Linked DNA regions of Mus musculus: all the other regions are linked to region 1. Evidence: chromatin loops called from intact Hi-C (ENCODE). Cell type or tissue: left cerebral cortex. All regions are shown on one strand.

Evidence for each region. A loop is a pair of places that touch in the nucleus more often than their neighbours do. Peaks named below come from ENCODE experiments on the same cell type or tissue, not always from the same donor. Only the 100,000 strongest peaks of a DNase experiment are listed, where the experiment ranks them.
Region 2: it touches region 1 in a loop (4-fold over the local background); 5 of 42 quality-filtered maps call a loop at or near these places.
Region 3: it touches region 1 in a loop (2.2-fold over the local background); 20 of 42 quality-filtered maps call a loop at or near these places.

Annotation. Positions count from the first base shown.
Region 1 is chr5:43,232,559-43,240,558 of GRCm38, forward strand. Cpeb2 (cytoplasmic polyadenylation element binding protein 2) reads left to right here and starts at 695. Exons shown (of 12, transcript NM_001368806.1): 1 at 695-2,530; 2 at 4,749-5,030; 3 at 5,769-5,858. The coding sequence starts at 905. It overlaps Gm7854 (predicted gene 7854), which reads right to left and starts at 2,796. Exons shown (of 8, transcript NR_028417.2): 1 at 2,394-2,796. In left cerebral cortex, CTCF peaks have their summits at 148, 1,175 and 4,131; DNase peaks (open chromatin) are centred at 484, 1,253, 1,979, 2,708 and 4 more places; H3K4me3 peaks cover 6,872 bases; H3K27ac peaks cover 6,145 bases.
Region 2 is chr5:42,171,155-42,179,154 of GRCm38, forward strand. The region is part of intron 1 of Gm16223 (predicted gene 16223); the gene reads left to right. Among named protein-coding and RNA genes, the nearest start is that of Gm16223, 110 kb to the left of the region's middle. In left cerebral cortex, a CTCF peak has its summit at 3,136; DNase peaks (open chromatin) are centred at 958, 1,278, 3,141, 4,078 and 2 more places; H3K27ac peaks cover 1,068 bases.
Region 3 is chr5:43,357,160-43,365,159 of GRCm38, forward strand. The region is part of intron 1 of Gm43699 (a long non-coding RNA gene); the gene reads left to right. Among named protein-coding and RNA genes, the nearest start is that of Gm43699, 6.8 kb to the left of the region's middle. In left cerebral cortex, CTCF peaks have their summits at 332 (motif pointing left) and 3,345 (motif pointing left); DNase peaks (open chromatin) are centred at 1,962, 2,339 and 3,347; H3K27ac peaks cover 1,621 bases.

The DNA of each region.
Region 1 (8,000 bases):
GTCTCAGAACCTACTCAGAGCTCTCCTGCGCGAGTAACCACGCAGAGCCCTGTCGGCTCCCAGACTTTGTTCCCCTTGCTGAAGTGGAAATGTTTGCTGCAAAAGGCGCCGGTGTTTCGCGTTTTACTCTTAAAAAACAAACAAAAAAAAATGCCTTCCAGCGGTGGCAAGGGTGGGTGACAGCACGCGCGGCTCGCACCCGACCACAGAGCATGGGACCTTCTAGAGTCCTGCAAGCTTAGCGCCCTAGTCCTGCTAGCAGGTCTGGGACAGCGGCACTTCACGTGACCCCAGGGGCTGGGACAGGGCGGGGCCTGAGGAGGGGGCGCGTGCGACAGGGGACAGGAGGGGCGGTTGCCCAGGAACCGTCCGCAACGCCCGCGCGTGCTCGCCTCCGTGCGCACGCGCACGGTGCTCGAGACCCATTAGCCGTCTCCCCAACTTCCACCGGCTTTTTTTTCACCCCCTTGGGCTCCATTCAAGGTCCTGGACTGAGGGACGCGCCGCGCGCGCCCGCTGCCTCGCAGGGTCCACAACGCACGCTAATGAGGGGCGGGGCGGGGCGAGGCCGGCGGCGGCGGCGGCGGCGCGCTCGCGCGTGCCAGGGCGCGCGACAAGGGGCGGCGCGATTGTGAGGTGGCTGCTGACGCACGTTCCGGGGTTCTTAAGCGGCGAGGGCGGCGGCGGCCGAGGCAGCGGCGGTGGTGCCGGAGCCGGTTCCGGGAGGCGGCGGTGGCCTCCGTGAGGGGCGGCGGGGCCCCAAGTCGGTGCCCCGGCTCAGTCACAGTGTCCCTTTCCCATTGACCCCATCCTTCCACCACGGCCGCGCCGCCACGGCTCCCGGGGCTTTCTAGGCGGGGCAGGGGACGGGGTGCGTCTCCTGCCGCGGCCGCCGGCCTGATAAATGCGGGACTTCGGGTTCGGGGTGCTGCACACTGCCCTGCTGCGCAGCGGCAGCCCACGATCCTCGCCCGGCGGCAGCGCCTACCGGCCCTTCGCCGCCGGGCCGCCCGCCACGCCCTTCGGCCCGCTGTCGCCGCCGCCGTTGCCTGTCACCGGCTTCTCCGAGGCCGCCTCCCCCTTCGCCATCCCCTCGGGCGGCGGCGCGGCCAGCTCAGCCGCAGCTTCCTCTTCCTCCCCGCTCGTGGCGCATCCCCAGGCCGTGCAGGATGAGCTACTGCTCGGGCTGACACAGCAGCCGACGAGGCCGCTCTCGGGGGCGGCGGCCGCAGAGCAGCTCCCCAGCCACCACCCCGGCGGCGGCACGAACGCGGGTGTGACCCACCTCCTCCCCTCCCAGGACTTCAAACCGAGTCTGCACCACCCCTCCTCCTCCTCCGCCTCCTCCTGCTGCTGCTGCCGCACCTCCTCCCCGCAGGACTTCAGTAAGCGGCAGCAGCAGCAGCTGAGCAGCCAGAAGAGGAAAGAGTTGAGCCCGCCACACCGTCCCCACCCTCCGGACGCGAAGCCGCCGCCGCCGCCGCCGCCGCTCCACTGCCCCGGCCGCTTCAGCCCAACACCGCCAACGCCGCCACCACCGCCCGGGCCGCTCCTGCAGTCGGCGCCGCTCGCCCAGCGCTCTCAGCCGTTCAGCCTCCCGCACACGCAGCACCTCCCGCCGCAGGACTTCGCCCAGCGGCAGCGCCCGGTCGACCTGCCCCAGCTCCCGCAGCTCCCGCCCTCGCCGCCCGCAGCTCCGCGGCGCCGCCACGGAGGCGCGGGAAGCCCTCGCCAGACCCCGGCCGCGGGCGAGGGCAGCGCCGCCGAGCCCCCCAATGCGGGCTTGCCCCCCTCGACGCCGCCGGTGAACCCCGCGCCGGGCTCCATGGAGTCGCCCAACCACCCTCTGCTCAACAGCCCCAGCACCCTCCTGCCCGGCGCGGCGCTCGGCACCAGCGCCTTCAGCAGCCTGCAGAGCCCGGACCTGCCGCACCCCGGCGGCGGCGGGGGCGGGGGACCCCCCGGAGGGGGAGGCGGCTCCGCGTCTCCCCCACCGCTGCCCGGCTTCGGCACCCCCTGGTCGGTGCAGACCGCGTCGCCGCCGCCGCCCCAGCCTCCGCCGGCGACCCAGCAGCAGCCACCCCAGCAGCCGCAGCCGCCCCAGCAGCCGCCGCAACCACAGCCCCCGGGCTCCTCGGCTGCCACCCCGGGCAGCGGCGGCGGCGCGGGCGGCTCTCTGAGCGCCATGCCGCCGCCCAGCCCGGACTCGGAGAACGGCTTCTACCCCGGGCTGCCATCGTCCATGAACCCGGCCTTCTTCCCGAGCTTCTCGCCGGTGTCGCCGCACGGCTGCGCGGGGCTCAGCGTGCCGGCCGGCGGTGGCGGCGGCGGCGGCGGCTTCGGCGGCCCGTTCTCTGCTCCCACGGTGCCCGCGCCGCCCGCCATGAATTTACCTCAACAGCAGCCGCCGGCGGCGGCGCCGCAGCAGCCGCAGAGCCGGAGGTCACCCGTCAGCCCGCAGCTGCAGCAGCAGCACCAGGCTGCCGCAGCCGCCTTCCTGCAGCAGAGGAACTCGTACAACCACCACCAGGTAAGGCGTGCGCGGTGGGAACAGGAGCCGCCAAGCCCCCTCGAACGCCCCGGGCGCTCCGGCTTGGCGGCGGACCCGGGGTCGGGGCAGCACTCTCGGGAAGGCGGGCGGAGAGTGAGCAGCTAGGGCTGGGTCCTTCCCCGGGGTGACCGAGGGGACCAGAACTGGGGTTGTTCCCTTCTGGAGTTTGTCCTGAGCTGGGCTAATGAAGCCGAGGCGGCACCTGCAGCCGCACCCGCGGGCTGTCAGAGCTGGGAGGAACTGTCAGTCTGCGCGCGGCGGGCGGCCGCGGGCTGGAGTGCTCTCGACTTCTGCTCTTTTTAATGTTTGGTCACATCTTGAAGGGTTGAAGACCCAAGGCGCCCTTGAATCTAGGTTTTAATGTGTTTCCTCCTAGATGTCTCGACATGGGTGTGTACCGGAATCAGGGGGTATGCGGTATCATGAAATGACACCAAGCAGGCGCTTGGCTACTCTGTGTCCTTTCTGACTCAGGATGTTTTCTGTTATTGCCCCCAACCCGGACTCCGCCCAAGGCAGATTTTGGGTGGCCGTTGAGTTCGCTGATGTTGAGAGTTTCCTTGACCTTTAGTGGGGATAGCATTTATTATGGTGATCATTCGAAATCCAATGTCAAGATGAGGGATTGTCATGGAACCAAAATTTGACCTTAACTGGTTCTTCTCATAACTTTTCTGTTGACCAAAGTTTTCAAGAATGGATGCTGATTAAATTAACCAACGTCACAGTTAACAGTCTATCGAAATTAACCCAAGTAAAAGTTAACAGATTTGTTGGATTGTCTTTTATGCCCCAAGAATGGGGAAATATCAACTTTTGAAGTAATACACAATTTCCCATGGCTTATATGAGCAACTGTCTTTTGTGTGTCGGACTCTTCTCTTTTTAACTACAAGTTTGCCATTGAAATTGATAAATAATTTTGAATTCCCACAGTCAAAATAGAACGTTAGCAGGACATACTGCCGTGATTTGTATTTAACTGTAGTGTGCTCCAATAAACAAAAAGAAATGGGTTTTACCTTGGACTGTAAGAGGTCACACGGCTTTCATATGGAATTTTAGGTCACTGGAGAGGAACTTTGAACTGTGAGTCATTTAGTAGGCAAAATAAGGCCCTAGTGCACTGGGTAATTGTGCCTTGGCTCCTGGGCTGTGCTTTTCAGCTATGAGGACGGAGGAGGCTGTGTTTGCATGATTAAATTAGCATTTAAAACCCTGTAGTAGCATCCATTATCAAGGTTTTAAAATTTTCTTAAAGGAAACGTTTAACTTTATGATTACCATATTTATTGGGTTTTAGAAAGTCATAATCTATATTTCCACTGTCTAAATATTCCCAGAAAAATTTAGCCTTAGTTTATCGACAGTACAAATACTAGCAATTCCCAGGTCCTTTTAAAAAATGTACTGTGAATTTTCCATGTTTCGATGACTTAACTTGTCATCGACTCTATATTTGAATATAATTTGCTTTTGAATGTCAATGAACTTAACAGAGACTTGCCTTAAGATTACTAAAAATAAGCAAAGCCTGTGGTTGTTTATTGTGTATCTCAGTGGATCCACCTATGGGTAGCATCAGATAATTGCTTAGCAGTTCAAGGATAATTAAGTGAAAAAAAGAAAAGAAAACTGGAATAAAATACCTTAAAAGTTAAATTAACAATTCAGGAAAATGAAGTTGGGTTTTTTGTTTTGTTTGTTTGTTTGTTTGTTTGTTTCACCCTGTATTGACGTGTCCCTTAAAGGCATCTTCAATTCATTCTTAATGTTACCACTGTTTTTTGTTTTGTTTTGTTTTCCCAGAGTAGCCCAAACTGTTTAGAAAGCCTAAGGTCTAAAAAATTTGCTCCCATAGCTGAGGTCATTAAGAACATTTAACTAATACTAATTTAACGAGTAGAATATTGGTTACTTTAAGGATTTTCAAAGCTAACTGCAGCTTCAAAGTATATTTTTAGTAACTATCACAAGACATCACTGCTTTAGTAGATAGGAGGGTGAAAACTTCCCTAACTCGAAGTAAACAAGATTTCAAATAGCAAGATGGGAAGATTTCTTTTTGGAAGCCCCTTAAGAAATATTCTATTGGCTTTTGCGTTTCTTTCTTTATGGTCTCATTAAATTCGTGGTTCTAAAACTTAAATTATACGCTCTCTAAGGGCTGTAATTTAAATAGATATATTTTCCTCAGCCTCTTCTGAAACAGTCTCCTTGGAGCAACCATCAGAACAGCGGTTGGGGCACTGCGAGCATGTCCTGGGGAGCAATGCACGGCAGAGATCACCGCAGGAGCGGCAACATGGGGATCCCAGGGACTATGAATCAGATATCTCCGCTGAAGAAGCCGTTCTCGGGTAATGTTATAGCACCACCGAAATTCACTCGCTCTACTCCATCACTGACTCCAAAATCTTGGATTGAAGATAATGTGTTCAGGACAGACAACAATAGTAACACACTCTTACCCTTACAGGTAAGAATGGTATGTAAATATCCTCATTTCTAATGTTTATCTTTCAAAATAGGAAGTGGGGTGGTTGGAGGCATCAGTAGCCGTATAGGAAGATTAACAAAATTAATGTTCTAATTTTTAAGCATATCATTTAATTATTAGAGGGTAAAATACACAGAGGAAACAAAGAATTTCTCTGTAAATACACAATGAATGGAAATAAGCTTCCAAACATTTTAAAAAACTATGTTTCTCTCATACAGATTGAAGCCTTTAACTGGCAGTTCCTTAAAAGTGCTTGTTGTCTATTTCTAAATAGACAAGCAAAAATTGTCTTTCCGATTATATAGCCAAGATAAAAAAATTGTAACTGCAGTTGTGCATAGGTTTTTCTGTGGTCAGCTGTGTACATGTTAGATTATTCTTAATACTGCTGTGATTGTGGTACAAAAATATTAAGACTCTGAATCTAATTTAAATTACCTCACTGGTTCAGTGACTATAAATATAGACATATGTGTATATGTGATTTTTTTTCCAACTGATGATGGCCTAATAATATTAATGGAAATCATTTTTCCAGAACTGTTAATATTTTGTGATTCTTGCCAATGAGATTCAGTTTTTCTCAAAACTGTTAAGAGGATGAAACAAAAATTTAAGATAGTTTGATTGTTTTTCATTTCTATTTTTCTTTTTCTTGGGTGGGATGGGGAAGAGAACTGCTCATTTCTGATGCAAACTTCTATGCTATTGAAGGTGAGATCTAGTTTGCAGTTGCCAGCTTGGGGCTCAGATTCACTCCAAGATAGTTGGTGCACTGCAGCCGGAACATCCAGAATAGACCAGGTAGGCTGCACAGTAGTGTATGTTTCTCAGGATCGCGGCTAGGAGTTTAGTATTTACATTATGAGTAGGAGTGAACACTTGCGTTTCACTTATGCCATTTAAGCATATGTCGGAGATTATTAAAGCAATTTGAGTTTTTCAATATCGTTTGATCTAAACTCTTCAATATGTTTCTGTTCAAATTTAAAAGATTTGTAGTCATATTTTGAAATCATAACAAATGTGTTTATTACAATGAGTTATATATCCAAGAGCACCTGACTTTAAACATCATTCAAACTAAACAGATACTGTCTTTCTTTCAGAATTATCTGCATTTAAAATACAGCCTCATATGTTTATTTAACATCCAGCTTTACATTTAATGTTTTAAGAAATCTTCCAGTCAATGTTTGTCATGAAGTTTGATGCATTTGTTTTGCAGTATATCTCTGAATAGCTCCTTTTTTTTATTGTTTTTTAAACTTTTATAAAAAAGCCTTATAGCATAGTATTTTTACTCTACATTTTATTATTGCTTTTATCCTACAACTTATCTTCAGTATATTTGTGATTTAGAATGCTAAATCTGTCTTTCTGCAGACTGAATTTGAGTGTATACCGGTCCCAGGTGATGAGGATTAATAAAGGAGGGCGTAGAAACCTCAGGTCTTACATAAGAGGGAGGGGCTTTTCCTATAGATCCCAAGTCTGACCTTCATTTGTAAGTTAAGTGAGTGGATCTTTGTAATCCATAGCTAAGGCTCTTCCTCAAGGAATGTAGCAGCGTGAACTGATTTTTACCAAGATTAATAACAAGACATTTTATAGCTAGCCTTCCAATCTGGAGGACTAATGCTAACTTGAGTAATCAGTCACTAGCTACTGCTGTAGACCAGCCCTGCTTCTTTATCAAAGTTGTCCTGCCAGGCTCTCAGCATAAAAATAGTGGTTATCTTGCGGTTTTCAGCTTGCTGTCTTGTGAATGTAAACTCGCCACTCAACTGCTTCTGCTTCTCTTTCACTCAGTCCCAGTTCACTTGTGTTTGGGTAGCAGTGTCTTAAATCTGTGATTGCTGTAAAGAAGTTAGGTAGAGAGAGAAAAGTGATTGTAATTATTTTGAAGGTGGGAAGGGAAATAATGTTCAGAGACGAAGTGTAAGTACAAAAGCAGTGGGCCCTGGGACCAGCATACAAGCAGCCTTTACAAGTGTGGGGTGAGGGGTAGGCTTGAAGTGTTGAGTTGAGCCCTTGCCACTAGAGTAGACAGAGGTGACAGTGAAAGGGACATCTTTAGACTCACTTCTGGGACTGAGGGACTGACTCTGGCCTTCCTACTTAGGCTTCCAAGCAACGTGCCTCTTTATAACTTGGGATTTTACAAGCAACGTGCCTCTTTATAACTTGGGATTTTAGATAGGTTCCCCCCCCCCTCCAATTTTGGCACTTAAAGATATACTTTCTGGGAAACTGCTGAGCAATTAGTGTTTGTACAGAAGTGCTGTGATGCTGTGATGGCGAGTTCAGTGGTGGATGAAAATAGATGACTGATGGGAATATAAGTGATTTGGAAGGCAAGGCAATCCAAACCTGAGTCATCTTCTTACCTGTATTCTTTACCACTGGTTATGGCTTTTATCTCTAGGTCATAGCCTCGTCTATAAAGAAGGACCTTGAATTATACCGTGCAAAACCTTTGTAGGCCAACTCTTACACAGCCTCTGATCTGTTTGGCCTTTTCTTTTTTTCCCTGGTCTCCCAGTTCTCCTAACACTGACTGTATTGCTTTTTCAAAATATATAACAGGCTTGGGAGACTAAAGCCTTGAATTCAGACAATGCAAATATATATATAACCTTATTGCCTTCTTTAAGTAGTCAGTCATTATACTTCTTTTCTGTTTCTATCTTTCCATAAAAGCGTGTAGTGTTTGGAGTTCTAGAAAACACAACAGAGGCTAGGTAAACTGACACTGGTAGCTCAAAATAAATGTGAAGTAACTCCTCAGTATTCAGAAAGATTAAAATATTTAGAATGATCAATTATGTTAATATCAGAGCTAGTTTTTATTTTTGTGATCATACACTTTTTATTAACAAGTACATTATTTTAAACAATGTAACTTATTTCCTTTAGTCTGAAATGAATCAGGTCTACACTAAA
Region 2 (8,000 bases), 1.1 Mb before region 1:
TTGATCCACCAAACTTGTATTTCAAACTTTAGAGGTCCTATTTCTTTCCATCAGTAGATGAAGGGAAAAATTTCTCAAGGCATTCATAATCCCTTCTCATTGTTTGGAATTGGTACTCTCTTCAAAGATTTTTAGCAGCCATTCCCAGTAGTCTTCTAATTTTAGCAGCCATTCTCAGTAGTCTTCTAATTTTACCAACTCTGAGTAGCAAGAGATCTCTCAGGTCGATAGAGATGTTGCTGCTGTTAAAGCATTTGAAATACCTATATAGCTACAGTACTGACTGGATACTCTAGACATGCTTATAACTGTGGGATGCTAGACACTACTGGTGAACTCTGAGGAGTCTGACACCTCCTCTCAGATGATGTCTTTAACAGTTCCATCCAGAGTTCTCCAGTTGTTCCCATTGTTAACTTCAGCACTCTTCTTCCATTTCAAGCTACTAGATCAGCTAAGTCTAAGTTTATCTAGAGAACCTAGACACATGAGTTAGGGATCTCTCTCTCTCTCTCTCTCTCTCTCTCTCTCTCTCTCTCTCTCTCTCTCTCTCTCTCTCTCTCTCTGTGTGTGTGTGTGTGTGTGCTCATATACCAGGACAGGAGAGTTTGATTTACAAAAACTGCTGCTTATGATCCTTCATCACCACATATTTTTATTTATTCTATCTCTTCAATGCATGATCCTCTGTCCTTTGAACTATCGCCAACACTTTATCCTAGGCAATATAAGACAACAATTTTGAGGATAGAGTCAGGTGAGTTCTCAGTTCATATTGCCTGTAAGACCTTAACGATGTTTCACAGACAGACAATAGCTTTAGGGACACCCCATGCTCCAGTTGTCAGGGGCAGGGGGGGGGACCTACATAAAGATTGTGCAGCACAGCTCCTATATATATATACACAGGAACTTGGTCTAGCCTGTATATGTTCTGTGGTGGGTGGCGCGTGGCTTAGTTCCTGAAAACTTAGAAATTTTAAATATGGTGTTGAGCAGTATACTGGCATGACTGAAATACACTTTTTGCATAAGTGGGTGACATGAATGAAGAAACCTTCAGTTGACGACAACTGATGAACAAGATTTAGAAGATATGTGTCCTCATTCTTTTGAATAGCTTGATAGGAAGAAGAGAGTTCCGAGAATCTTCGAGTCTTTAGTTATTCAAATTTGAAGGAACCTTTTCTTTTATACCCCTTCCAGGGATAGAATGAAGACATTGCCATAGTTCCTACAGAACTGTAGACCTGGCATTGTGTACTATAAGAATCAAAGAGAGGCTGTCCCTCTGTTGTAAATCTCCCTTTGTGGTGAAGCAGGGTACTATGAAGGCAGAACACTAAGGAAAACAAATTTTTTTTCTGGGGGAAAGTGGATGTGGAGTCTTTGCCACTTCTGATAGATGATTTTCCTACTCTGGGACTCAGATGAGACTAAAAGACCATCATGATCACTTATTTTTTTTATGCAAAAGAGAAGCTGTTTCTGCAACCAGAGTGTCCAATGTGTGAAATAAAAGATACTGTTGAGAAGGAAGCCTGCTGGTAATAATAAAATAAACACATATTTTACAGTGCTATTTTGGAAAACCATATCTGCTATTCTCTTTCTCATATTGAAGGACTTATATTGTACTGGTAATCTCTGCCTTCTTTTCTCTCATGTTTTCAAGAACATAAAAGCTATGATTCCTGTTGGCCTGCTACTGATGCCTCCAGATTATGTTCTCAGTCTCTGAGTCTGAAAATCCTTTCATGATCTTCAGCCAGGGAACTGAGAACAGCACACATGACAACTGGTGCTAATCTGCCTTTCTTGAAAGGAACTCGGAATGAGACCTTCTTTGTAGTTGTTTATAGACTTTCATATGGCCACTCGGGGAAGAAATATGTTAATCTACCAGCTTGCTAAGTCTGCCATAATACCTATCCACATGGGAGGTAATTTTAATTGTAAAATTTACCCTCTTCCAGATATGGGGGCTAGTTATTAGCAGGACTATGATCTCTTTCCAAGCACCAGAGAGATATCTCTCTATGTTCCTTTTCTATTTTCTGATGGTTGCCTACCAACCTTAGTACATCTTGCAGATGTGTCACTCTAACATCTGTCTTCAATGCCACACAATGTTCTCCCATATGTCTTTATGCATGCATTTATAAACAACTTTTTCCCTTCTTACAAGAAGGAATGACATCTAGAATTACTCCTTTTTTAAATATGGTCCCATTAGTAATGGAGTTTAAGAACTGAAAGTATCTCTCTGAGAGACAAATCCACTGTATTTTATGACAAATAATGGAAGTATCTCATAGTTTTATTCTCCATAGACGGCCATACTATATGTTAGTTAATTGAATATTACTCCAAATTATATTTGCCACAATGCAATACTTCGCATGCAGAACCTGGGCCCAAGGGCAGGACATTCAGGCAGTGAGTCTTAGTTACCAAGATACTTTACGCTGTGGCTGGTGTCTTCTTTGTCTGTGGTAGATGACTCCTGTCATCCTGCAGTTCTCTGCAGTTGGTAGGCTGCCTGCTAAGTGCCTCTCACTTGTTGTGTTTTACTTTGGTCTTACAGGTCTTGGTAGCAGTTCATAGTGGCTTATTAACTCCATTCTCCTCCAGTGGTCATGTCATCGACTTCTCATTGGAAGAAATGAGAAGAATGTTTGTCTTCTTATTGCCAGGTAGATGTCTAGATTTTCATGTTTCTTATGTGTTTGTATTATTGTTTGATTATTTTCTTGGGCTCTTATACCATTACCACTCTTCCAAACCTTATTCCACCTTAATTACTTCCAACACCCCACCCCAATCACTAGGTAGGAAAGAAGACTAGAGTGGGAAGTGGTTATAGAACTCTATAGTATACTTTCTGATGATTAGGGTCATTGGGTTCCTTGGGGGCAAGTCCAACTATTGTCATCAGAATATCCAGCTATCGAGCAAATCAGAAACCAGCAATCCAGCAATAGGAAATGTGTTGTTCATTTCCAGAGAAGGATATGGTGTCTGGAATGTCATCCTTTAGAGGTCTTGACTTTTTATGCATAATGAGACATTGCCCCTGGTGCCAATACCTTTATCTATTCAGCAATAAGGCAATGGTACTACGTGTGGATAACATTATAGCCTCTTGAGGGAGCTCAAGGCCTTTTACCACCGTCTGCATCTACTCTGCAAAGACAGAAGCAATCTGTGAAATTAAGGATTAAATGACAGATATATACAGAAAAAAAAAAACTACATGCAAGATATATGGGAATATTTAATGGGAAAGAAAAAAAGAAAGGCTCTGATTTTTTTCTTGCAAGGAGAATAGTTCATCTTTAAAGAGTTCATCTTTAAAGGGCCAGAGAATGGCGTTTTTCCTATTTGTCAAGCAGATATCTACAGGAATGAGGGATGAGAGGCAGTTGAAGTCAGTTCTCTCCTGGTTTGGCACAGTGACAAGAGAGGAGTTTTGATCTGTTCTTTTCTATTTCTTGGAGTGGGAAAATCTGAGATGCAGAGTTCAAGCTTAAAGTCATAGCATTAATGAGAATCCTTATGGCTAGTCTGCCCCTGTGTCACAAATTCTTCCAGGACTTGTATGAATTTGATGGGACCAAGGTCCTTATCAACTCTTAGCCCTATGAGAATACAAAACAGAGGCATGAAAACATGCAAAAAGAAATCAGTCCACTTTGCCACAGACTGCAGCTTCTCAGAAACTGAGCTTCTCCAGCTACAATGTAAACATTATACCCAGCTAACAAGCTATCAGGAGATTCATAAGAACACTGGGATAGAAATACCTAGCCTGCTGCACACACATGTGCACACACACACACACACACACACACACTGTGTAGTTGTTCATCAGGTGTTGGGTACAATAACAGGCATGGGTCTGGGTACCTAATGATATCGGCTGCTGTTAATGAGCTCTATGTGACAAGATGATTAATACTGTGTTATTTCATTCCTTCACTTCAGCAGTTTCACTAGGTGTATCCCGTATTCTCCAAATGCTGTCACAGATGTCAGAGAGGCTGAGGGACATTCTGGGCTCACACAGCTAGTAGATGTTTGAGCTGGAATTTGAATGTATGATGGTCTGCTATGCTATGGCAATGCTTTTCATCTCCAGAGTCCATCAGTGCCAAATTCTAGCTCCTTTATGGAAGCTACCATTGAACCTTGCGTGCTATGTGTCCCATAGGGGGATGGGGTCTGGACTGAGGATATGGTGGTAGCCAGCCTTAGAGCATTGCTAGATGCATGCCTTTGCTGCAAACACCAGCTGTTGAATTGTTCTCTCCTCCATGGACGCAGAAGACACTGATGTATTTGAGTGCCACTTTTTAATCAAGGAGACTATCCATCTCCTGTTGTCATTTGATCTTTCTTGAAACAACAGTCACAAATCTCCAGGCAACACAGACGTGATGCAGGCAAAATGAAAGAGGAGGTGGTAGCATCTTGCTCTCATTAAGGGTTGAGGAGAAAACACACAGCTCTGCCTCAAGTGTTTGGGGAATGTGTTATTTTTAGAAAAGAACATTTTGTGATTTTAGTTGTTTGATTTCTGAGAAGGCTCTCCTTTTAACTTTTTCTTTTCAGTACATTGCAGGATCAAAAAGGAAGGATAGACTGAGTAAAAACAATCAATCAACAAACACAGATTGAGACCCTTGTGTGTGCAAGCACAGAGGTAGAAACAGAAAGTGCTTAGGCTTTGTCCTTGCGCTCTCGGGTGCTTCGGACTTACTAAGAAAGACTGCCATTCTGTGTATGTATACAACCCAGATAAAGCGGTTGGATTCACAGCAAGAATAATATCCAGAAACGTAACAACTGTAGAACCTTGAAAAATGGATGGAGTTGTTTATTCATTTGTCCTTCCAATGAGTATGCATTGAACATCTTCTCTGTGTGTAGCAGAAAAGAGAAAAAGGAAGGTAAATAAGACCTTGCTCCTACTCTTGAAAAGTTTGTATAGCAGTGACAGACAGAATCATAAACCAAGAATGCCATGAGGCACAGAACTGAAATTTGTATAGGTATTATGTGTCCTTAGTGATTGAGCAAAAATAGCCAATCAACAAACACATATTGAAGCTCTTCTGTGTGTAGAGCGCAGATGTAAAAACAGAAAGTGGTTAGGTTTTCTCTTTGCTCTCTTGGGTGCTGAAGTGGAAGACACAATATGGTTCACGTGCCCCCCACAGGATCAGGGTTTGGATGCTGGTACATTTTTTGGAACATGTGTAGTTTTGGATATAAGATTTGGCTGGTACAATTAGGGCCATAGGGGTGGGGCTTAAGAGTTCCAGGCTGCCGGGCGTGGTGGCGCACGCCTTTAATCCCAGCACTTGGGAGGCAGAGGCAGGCGGATTTCTGAGTTCGAGGCCAGCCTGGTCTACAGAGTGAGTTCCAGGACAGCCAGGGCTACACAGAGAAACCCTGTCTCGAAAAATAAATAAATAAATAAATAAATAAATAAATAAATAAATAAATAAATGGCAGACTCTGAATTGGTCAGTCTAAATTCCAAAAAAAAAAAAAAGAGTTCCAGGCTGCTTCCTTTTCTATTTCCTAGCTATCTGCTGTGGTGGGAGCAGGCTGTACCACATGTTCTAGCCACTATGGACTTCATCATGCTTTTGCTACCTTGGTGGGCTTTATGCTCTCAAACTTTCTGCCAAAATCCTTCTTTCTCTATTTCTCTCAGGTATTCAGTCTTAGCAATGAGAAAGCACAAGTATGATTTGAGTTACTATAATAATTCAGAGAAAAAAATGAGCCTTTCCAGCCCTAATCTAGCTACTGAGGACTTCTCAGAAAAAGTGACTCCTGTGGGAGTTAGCATTGAGGGGCTGGAATGAGTCTGGAGAATATAGCTCTCCAAGGAAGGAAAGAGATTTGGAGCCAAGTTCTATGTGACTGGAAGATGGGGTATTTGTGCAGTTTGGGGGTCACCAAGAAGGAGGGCCAAGGTTCTACAGCAGCTCAGAAAACCCTCTTCAACAGCCTGTGGGAGTCTGAAGGGTTTTAGGCATCTCCAAACTAAGCAGGCCAGATGGTTGGTGTGCAGGAATACAAGGGACTCGGGCTGATGTGGAAGAGCAGTGGAGGGGATTTTTTTTTTGTTGTTGTTGCAGGGGTGAGGGTTTGCCAAGGCTTAAATCAGAGCTAAGATAGGAGATATAAAGAGTCAGGACAGTTAAACAGACTTAAGAGCAGGTGTTCTCAGGGTAAGAAGAAATGAAATGATATTGTTGGTGTGGATTGGGATACTGGGAAGAGGTAGAAAGCTAGGGATGGAGAGAAAGAACTTCATAAAAACTGTGAAAGGGGTGGAGATGGTGGCATTCATCATAGAGATACAGTTCACAAGATGAGGAGGTACTGGAGGCAAAGTAGAAGAAGGCTTTATGAGCAAGGACAACTGGCATTGTTGAGGATTGGAGCAGAGTTAACCATTTATAATTAAGCACACATGCAAGGAATTATGTCTCCATCCAATGAACATTATTTGAGTCACTGTCACACCCAGGTATTAGGCTACAGTCTGACATGAAACCCCCATAAAGGACATGTTGAAGAAATCCTATAGTATGTGAGGTTATGTAACATAACAACTGAAGAGTCCGGTTGCTAGGAGCAAATAATCCAGGAGAATGAATGATGAGAGATGGTTTCCTGGAAAGGTGTCATCAACCCTGCAACCAGAGCATCATGAAAACCCAGATGTATGAAAAGCATGAAAAAGAGCAAGGGGTGGATCCCTTGGTGATGTCTGAGAGTCACTTAGAGGACCAGAGAAGCTTGACTGTAACCAGAAGAGACTGGCAGCAGCTACAGACAGGGAGTGGTAGTTGGGGGTTTTATAGGTCTTTTAAAGCAGTTCAGAACACATCATATCTCCAAAGGGAAACCAGGAAAGTAAGGATGGAGGCATATGGCCTGACATGTTTACCAAGACAACTGTGCCTGCTCTGTGGAACAGGCATGTAAGTTTTCAGGAGTTTAAATGGGTAAGTGATGACAACTGATAGTTCATGTTGTCAGGGCTCACTGGACCCTCTTGGAGTTACCTGGGAGTAGAGGGGACTGGTATGATCAACAGAGGCTTCCTGGAGGGGAGGCCATCTGAACGTAGCCTTAAAGGGGTGAGCTTTTAGGAAAATTGCAGAATGGAAATGCCAGTAGAGGTGACTCTCAGTGGGTCTGTGAAGGGAGGAACAATCTGGGAGCATTTTCCAAAATCACTTCACTAAAAAGCCGGGCCAAAGCAGCTTTTAATTTAGAGCCTTTTATGGGCTAGAACACGGTTCAGAAGAAATCAAGGACACTGGCAGGTGAAAAGTGCTTAAATCAGAAAGACATCACAGTTAGGGAAAAGGGAGCAACCATCTCTTGCTTTATGGCAGGGACATTAACTGGACACTTCAGAGACTGGGGCATATAAATGAAGAGAATTGGAGACTTCCTTTTGAACTCTGCTTTGTATCCAAACTGGAGCCATACTGTGCTCCATTCTGCACTTGGGGACTCAGGGAAAGTGCTGTTTTGCAGGGTATTAACAGTTGTTTTTCAGAATCTGCTGTTTGAAAGTTCTTTCAATGCTGAGAAGCAAAACATCCAGCCTCCACATTGACAACAAGGGTACCAATAACTAAACCATACTCCAGAGCCCCAAACACCTGGCAAGGCCACTCCATCCATCACTCAGCAGGTCTATTGTTAACAGAAATTTCCTTTCTTGTATTTGTCTTGGGTTTATACCTTTGAAATATATTTCTGCCTCCAGACTCTTGAATTTATGCACAGGTCAAGTGCAAAAACAATATGTTGCTGTGTAAACACAGCCCACAGGAAGATTTTTGGACTTTCCAAATTGAAAAAATTCCCTCCCTTTCATATGAAAGTACGTATTTCCTGTTTCTCTTAAAAATTCAAGTGACTCAACCACTCTGGCTCACACAGAACAACAAAAAGGTAAA
Region 3 (8,000 bases), 120 kb after region 1:
TTGAATGATTCCATTCTTCCAAACTTATTGAGTATACGAGACAGAAAATAGCCAGTTCCTGAGTATTGCTCCCTGAGCTATCCATTTGATAAGTCTTACCTCCCTGAGTTCAGCTGCACAGCTGTCAGAAGAGCCAACTCCTGCCGAAGAGAAATTAAATGATCTTTCCAAAATCACCAAGCTAAGAGTGGCGGGATTGATAGACCCTGGAATCAACCTGCAGGTAGAATCCTCTGCATCTTTCTACTTAGTATCCCATAAGCCCCACACATTCATCCAGGTCAAACTCCAACTCACCTCCATGCCTCTCTCTGTGAACACCAGTACCACCTGCTGGCCTGCTGAGCCAGCTTCTCTTCTTGCCTGCGTCCCAGGTCTTCTATCTCTTTCATTCTATTCTGAGTCAGGTTGTTGTTTCTTCCACACCCTTTCCTTTCTTCTCAGTCCACTGCAACATCTATTCCAAGGCATCATAATGTCCTGCTGAACTACAGCAATTATCTCTCAACTGGTTCCCCTGCCTCAGCCCTTCATTTTATGCTTAGCACTTGATTACTCTTCCAAGAGCTTGACTACGAGCATCACCTTCTCTATGCTGAGTCTCCAAGAGCACCTCATTTGATAAAGTCTATCTCTTCTCCCGCCCTGCAGTGTCAATGCTGTCCTCATGACTTCTCCGTTAGATTAATAATGCCCTGACCAATTGGTAGAGAAGTCAGTTTTCTTATCTTTCTACAGATTCTTTGTTCTACACCTTTTCCCTCAGAGATCCCTCTGAGTGAATGGTCATTATTTCCCACATCTCCCTCAAGCTCAGGGATGGCCTACCCTTTCTTCAAGAGGATAATAAGCTCGCTCCCTGGAGCCTGCCCCACAGACCTGTCCAGATTATTAGCACTTTCTGAGCCCTGTAAGACTGTCTAGACCACAATCTGGGGCTATGCCAAGAACGCCTTAGTCATTATTCCTATGAAGATATCTGTCTCTGCCACCAGCTTAGTACATTCTGAGGGGCTTACACTGCCTCCAAACAGGCATCATGATCATGTACACCTCAGTGTCGTTACCACAAAATAGAACAGATGACGGCCTCTTCTTCCTTCCTGTATGAATCTTTTTCTTTCTCGGAACCTGTTGATTCAAGGTCTAGGCTAGGTTTAAAGTGACTGACTATCAGAACATCAAGGTTGGAATTCTTAAGTTTCTAGAAACTTTCTCAGCAGCATTCCAGGGCAAAGGAAAGGGGGCAAAGACCTCGAAGGCAAAGATGCTTTACCTTCTAGGTCCTGTTATCTTATTCAGAAACATCTCTCTTGAGTCTATTCTACAAGTTTGGGCTTCTGGTCACACTTTTGTTTCTGTACATTGTTATTCATGACTTTAAAACACATGAAAATTACTGGAGCTGATTGATTCCATTGTGTCCTGGAGCTTTTCCACATTTTAATCTGTTGCAAGCGATGAAGGGTAATAATGATTCACTCGTATTAAGTGTTTTTGCCTTGTGCTTGGCACTGTGCTAGCTACAGGTACTAATGACACACAATTGGGATGTCCTGAATGAAACCTAAATGTGGGATGAGTTTATTTATAACCCAGACAACACTGTGCCCTGCATTCTCAAAGGACAATGGTTAGTATCTGGAACAATTTCCATTTCTGTACCCTTTGATAGAAAGAAGACAATGAAAGTGATTGTGGTCTTTTTCATAACTGTTTGGTGAAGGTGGCACAGCAAACTAGCTGACTTTCACCTCATCTGTAATCTTGAACAAGGATATCATCTGAGACACCCCTGATTGAGTAGCTGCTCTTATCACTGTGGCTATGCTGTCAGTTAGCTGGCTGAAAGGTGGGCTTTATGGAAACCTTACTAAAGCTAACCATCCTGGGCTTTAGCATCCTTGGCAACCCTACTTCTCTAACCAACAGACCATAGCATGACTCAGAACTTGGCATTGAATTGAGCCCAAAAAAGCCTTCTTTCAGGCAGCCCACATCCTAAGACACAAGACAAGTGTCTCTAGCCAGGAGATGTCCTATACACAACTGCACAAATTCTAACTTCATGGGTACTGAAAAATACCAGAGTATTTTAAAGTGTGTGTGTGTGTGTGTATGCGTACGTATGTGTCTGGTGTGTGCATGTATGTGAACTAGGTGACAATTTCCACAAGAGAAGGTATCTCAGAATCTCTCCAGACAATGGTTCTAAAATAAGCAAGATTAGTCATGGTCAAACCATTTGCTTTTGAACCTAAACCAGATACTAAATTGTGCTACAAAAATCTGTAAATTCCTGGTATTCAGGACTGCCAAGATGTCTGAGAGAAGATGGTCCAAGCCTCAACAGGGCTCATCACAATCACCCCTCGGCTGACAAAGGCGCTCTGTATGCTGGGCCCTGATTAGGAACAAGCTTAGGATTTAGCACAATCTGTTCTGTGAGGCCAATTTTCCAGGAGCTGTGACATAATTGCGCTCAGAAGTTGTGAGCTTGATTTCGAAACTCTTGATATTGTCATGGAAATGATCGTTGTATTTTATTGCAATCAATTTTTTCTTTAGACTAAAGCAGAGAAGTTGAGTAAGAGGGGGAAATTAGTCCTTTAATAAAGGAAGAAAACAGATACTTAATAGCGTGTTTCAAAAGTTGAATACAGTAAATTACAAAGCTGGAGAAAATAAGACATACCATTTTCCTGTTCCTTCTTATTCCCCCTGCTTCTAGCTCATCCTTTCAACGCCTCCTCTGCCCATTCACAAATGGCCCCTGCTTCCTGCCTTTTGTTGTTTTACCTCCCTGATGTGGGAGTGGTGTGATAATGAAATCTCTCAGGCCAGTCCCTGCAGATAGATAATACCTCTTTGTTGGCTGGTGTTTTACCTTTATTCTGAGGCTCTCCATGGCTTAAAATAAGGCTCTACCAAATGTGTATGGTAGATGTCATTCAACTTCTATTTTTTTATGGGTTAAAAACCTGAAAGAAATGACAGCCTAGTGGAAGGGCCGTGCATGGCTTTTGCTTTATTCATTTTCAAAGTCAAACTAGAGAGGTTGTTATTACATACATATACTTAAAAATACAAGAAAAGTGGGGGTTCTCTGATCGTTTCCCAAGAATGTACAATGATTGGAAGAAAGAAAAGAAAGGAGATGGGGAGGAAGAAAGGAAGGAAAGGATGAGAGACTGTAAAAAAATCAAAACAAACCAACCAACTAACCAACCAAACAAACAAACACAAATCTACCCTAAATGCATCCTGTGGTATAAATATGTCCTTTTTCCCTGCCAACCTCTGGAGTTTGCAAAGGACTTTAGACAAGTACACGTGGCCCCATCTTCTGGCAGACTTATGCAATAGCGGTACCTATCTGATGATCTTCAAGGGTGGTTTCTTCATTTTTCTTTTTCTTTTAAATGTACTGTTCAAGGTTTGTCTTTTCTTTGGATTTTCATCCTAAGAACTTTATTGCTCTCTAGATGCTTCCGTTTCTCAAAGGAGGAATAAGAGACACAAATTGGATGGGAATCCAGAAGCTTCATGTCCTCTTGTCAGCACATGTGTATCTGTGTAGGCAGCCCATGCATCTGCAGCTGCCTTCTTCATAAAGAAAGAAGTAAGCTCTCCCTCGTAGGTTAGGTGATTGGAAGAGATGCCATGGAACTGAATGGTCAATGAAGATGATTTATCAGCTGGTGTTGGACAGCCTCCTCTCCATGACCCCCCCCCCGCCCCCCCCCCCCCCACACACAAATGAGTGACTCAGCTCAAACTTGGCTGGAATGCCAGCATCCATTGGCCTAAGCTGTTGATCTTGGGGCAATTAATTGTTATCCAAACGGGAGGTCCAAAGAGTCAAGATTCAATGGGAGTTGCAATTTGGGCCAAGAATTCTGCAGGCCTTGTTGTGTTAGTGAGGATGGAGATCAGAGAAATGGCGATAAGAGAATGATGGTCTAATGTGTTCTTTTCTTGGAGGTAAAAAGTAAACAGAATTCTGAGAAGCAAATTGGTGGATTTCTTATTCTCAGGGGCTCACAAGGGGCTGTCTAACCTCTAGCTGCTGCAGTATGATGAGTCTAGACCTTGCAAGGTCATTTAAGAGGAGGTGGATCAGAATGGAGAGCTGAACAAAAAGTCCCATCTCTCTCCTTCATCAATTCCAGAAGAGTTTTCCCACATACCATGGAAACTGAGCAGTGTGTGTGTGTGTGTGTGTGTGTGTGTGTGTGTGTGTGTGTGTGTGAAAGCAGTCTCATTATAAAACTTGAAACAGGATGGCAGAACAGGATATTAACTACCCACACAACCTATAAAACCAAAGGCATGGATCTCTTTGTTCTGAAGCCACATAAGCATCTCAATTTCATTTAAAAGTGCAGAGTAAGGAAAAGGAAAAGCTTATGTGTGGCACCCTGCAGAAACCATGACCATGCCTTAGATCACATGGAGCTAGTTCGAATCTCTACTATCTCAGTCATCCAGCTTGTTCATAATTTGGAATGTTGGTGAGGATCAACCATAATGTAACTGTGGTATTAGTGATGATACCTAGGGTAAAACCTAATGTGTCTTGTGACTTTACAATATGCCAGGTTAAGTATGAAGCCTTGTATACGAATTGTATTTAATTCCCAAATGAAGTTGTGAATCAGATTTACATATTGTCTGTGTTTTAGAGATAAGAGAGAAATGGGCAAAGACAAGGACACACTACAGTCCTGGAGTAACTTTGTCAGATGACCATTTTTACAAAGCACTTGTTATGCTAGGCTGTATTTGAGGAAGCAGAGACAAAAGCAGTGAACAGAATACATACAGAGTCCTGCAGCTGTAGAGCCTACACCAGGCAGATGACAAACAAATAAGTCATGACAGAGACCGAGTTGTGTTCTAACAAAATGCCAGCATGAAAGTCATAGCCCATGGTGTGAGTGCACCTGGAGACGGAACTTCTGAAAGTTAGTTATGAAAGCTTCTGCCACATTGCCTAAAAGAAAGAACTAGGGAGCGTAATTGCTTATGTGGGCTCCTGTTTTCAGATGGTTCAGATCTTGGTGGCCTATCGTTTGGGTAGAACAACATGGCCATAGGAACATGTTCATTGTATAATTTTCATACTAGCATCAGACAAAGAGGGATTCAGGGAAGAACCATGGTAAGATATAGTTCCTAAAGAAATGTTCCCTTGGGGGCTGGAGAGATGGCTCAGTGGTTAAGAGCACTGACTGCTCTTCCAGAGGTTCTGAGTTCAATTCCCAGCAACCATAGGGTGTCTCAAGAAATCCCCCTGTAACCAGGTCCTCCAATTACTTCCCACCAATTACTTTACACCATTTCCCAATAATACCATCTTATTGCTAATCTCTTAATATTGGATTGGAGTCCCCATGACCTAGTCATGCTTGGAAAATTCCTCACAGATACACCCAGAGGTGAGCTTTACTAGTCTCCTAAGCATTTCTCACTCCAATCAGGCTGACATTTAAGATTAATTATCACAGCTTAAATGAGGTCATAGGCATGGCCTTAATCCCCAGCTGATAAGGGATGGTGACCTTACAGGAGGAGAAATTCCTTTGAGACACAGTCAAAGGGAAGGTCAAATGAGCCACAAGATGGTGGCAGTGCACATGCCAGGACAACAGTATTTCTCAGTATTCCAGAACTAGGTGATCATGATCTGAAACTTCTGACATCCAAAAACACAAGGGATGAGTTTCTATTGTTTATGTCACTCAGTCTGCGGAATTTTGTTACAACCAGAGCTGAGCCATACACAGTGAATGTCCTCTACTGACAAGTGCTATAGATACTGCTTTAATGTTGCAGTGCTAGGGATGGCCATCTCTCTATACATGGGTGACATATCTCTTTTAGGGAAGAAATAGAAAACAGGTAGGTACTTGAAGAAGAGAGCATTGCAGGGATATTATACATCTCTAAACAACAGGAAGAGAGCTGGCATGACTAGAATAGAATGGATGATGGTGAAGTAGCAAAAGATAAAATGAGCCTATGCTGGAGCCACGCCTATTAAGTGGTCCTACCAGGGAGGACTATATTTGAATACTTTCATTTAGCTTGTTCAATCCTACCTATACCTTTATAGGTATTGACTTTATTTAATCTCTCATTTAAAGAGTTTCGCTCACATACAGTATAGTGTTGAGTTTGGCTTTTAAATCAACTTGAAATATTACTCTTTTAATAAGTATAAAAAATCTATTCATACAATTGACATGGGTGATGTTCTTGAGGTCAATTTTGTCTTATTGTTTTACATTGTGTATATACTATACATAATTAAAATGCATTTGTATTATATTGATCATAGTTTCATCTCAGTGAGCAATGTCTTTTTCTGAAAAATTGGGGAAATGTTTATAGCATAGTAGTTCTGCTAGCATTAATTATTTTACTATTTCTCTAATTTTCTGTTTTCTTACTGAACTTTTCTTTATGGCATATTTGAAAGACATTTCTATATTGACTCTGGAGAGACCTGGTTTATTATGCTTTGTGAGGGGCAGGGGTGTCTCATGAAATAAAGCACTTGCAACACAAGGGTGAGGGCTGGATTCCGATCCCCAACATTCACAGGATTGCTTGGCAGGCATCTTGGCCTGCCTGTAATCTCAGCTCACTGGAGGAAGTTGCATGAGATCCCTGGAGCAGACTTGCTAGCTAGACTAGCTGAATCTGTGAGGTCTGGGTTCAAGGAAGAGACCTTCCCTCAGGGGGTGTGGGGGGGTACAGTAAAGAGTAATCAACAAAATGTGTTCTCTGATATGCAGCTGGAGGTGGTTTGATCAAATTTCCTGTCTTGGTGGCTGTCTTGTCCTTGACTCTTTGGCTTTTAGAACAAGCTGTTCTTGGGGGCTACTTTTGTCTGTGTCCATTGACAATTCTGGCTGTGGGCTTCTCTGTTACCCAGTTAGGGGCATGTGAGACAACAGGAAAGCCTACTGTGCCATCTGTTGGGCCATGAGTTTCTGATCTGCATCATCTTCTTGCCTCTATTCTTTGGAGTCTAATAACTGTTCTCTACATGATGTTCACACTTCCGGCTTAATGTAGGTAACAACATAGAAAAGTCTATCTCCTTTATCCTTCCTGAAGTAGAAGCTTCTCCCAGAATTTTCTTCTCTCCCTTAAGAATATATATAGATGTAGCACACATATATTACTTTAAGGGTCACATTGCTAATGTTTTCCCAGGGATGCCTTTGTCATCACAAGCTCATTCTCTGACATCGAATGTCACTCTATTTCTGCCCTGCTTTCTATGTTGTTCTTATGATGTGTGGTGATAATTTAATTGCTCATCCCAAGCTAGTCTACCTTTTTCCTGGAGGACCCGAAGACAGATTCTTTTGCTCTGAACTCTGTTTATTTCACTAGTCCATATCTCCATGTCACCAATGCCAAGTCAAGTATTCTTAGTTCCTTCCAGACCCCATCACACTTAAATTCAACCTTATTTTTTACTTCTGGAGCTTTTGAATATTGGAGTTGTTATCAGTTGTTAACTTGACATAATCTATATAGCACAAAACATGGCGTCCCTATGAGGGATTATCCTGATTGTGTTAATTTGGGTAGAAAGAGCCACTCACTGTGAGTGGCACATTTCCTGTGACCTGGATCCTGTTTTTGATTAGGGATGCAATGTGACCAGCTGTTCCAAGCTCCCACCACTATGACTTCCCTGCCATGATAGACTTTAATGAGCCAAATAAATCCTCCTTCTCCTAGACTGTTTTCATCGGAATACTTTATCAGGGTGGTAGGTAAACAATTGAAGAAGAGTTCTATCCAGTCACTCTTCCTTGGGGATGACAATAATAGGAATGTTCGACCTTGCTTGACACTTGCTTTGTAATTCAATCATGTTCTCTCTGGGCCCCTTTAATTTGTCATTCCTGTCATTTTAATGCTTTGAATTATGATATTTTTGTCAATGCTCTTCATTACATTTTCATTTGATTCCC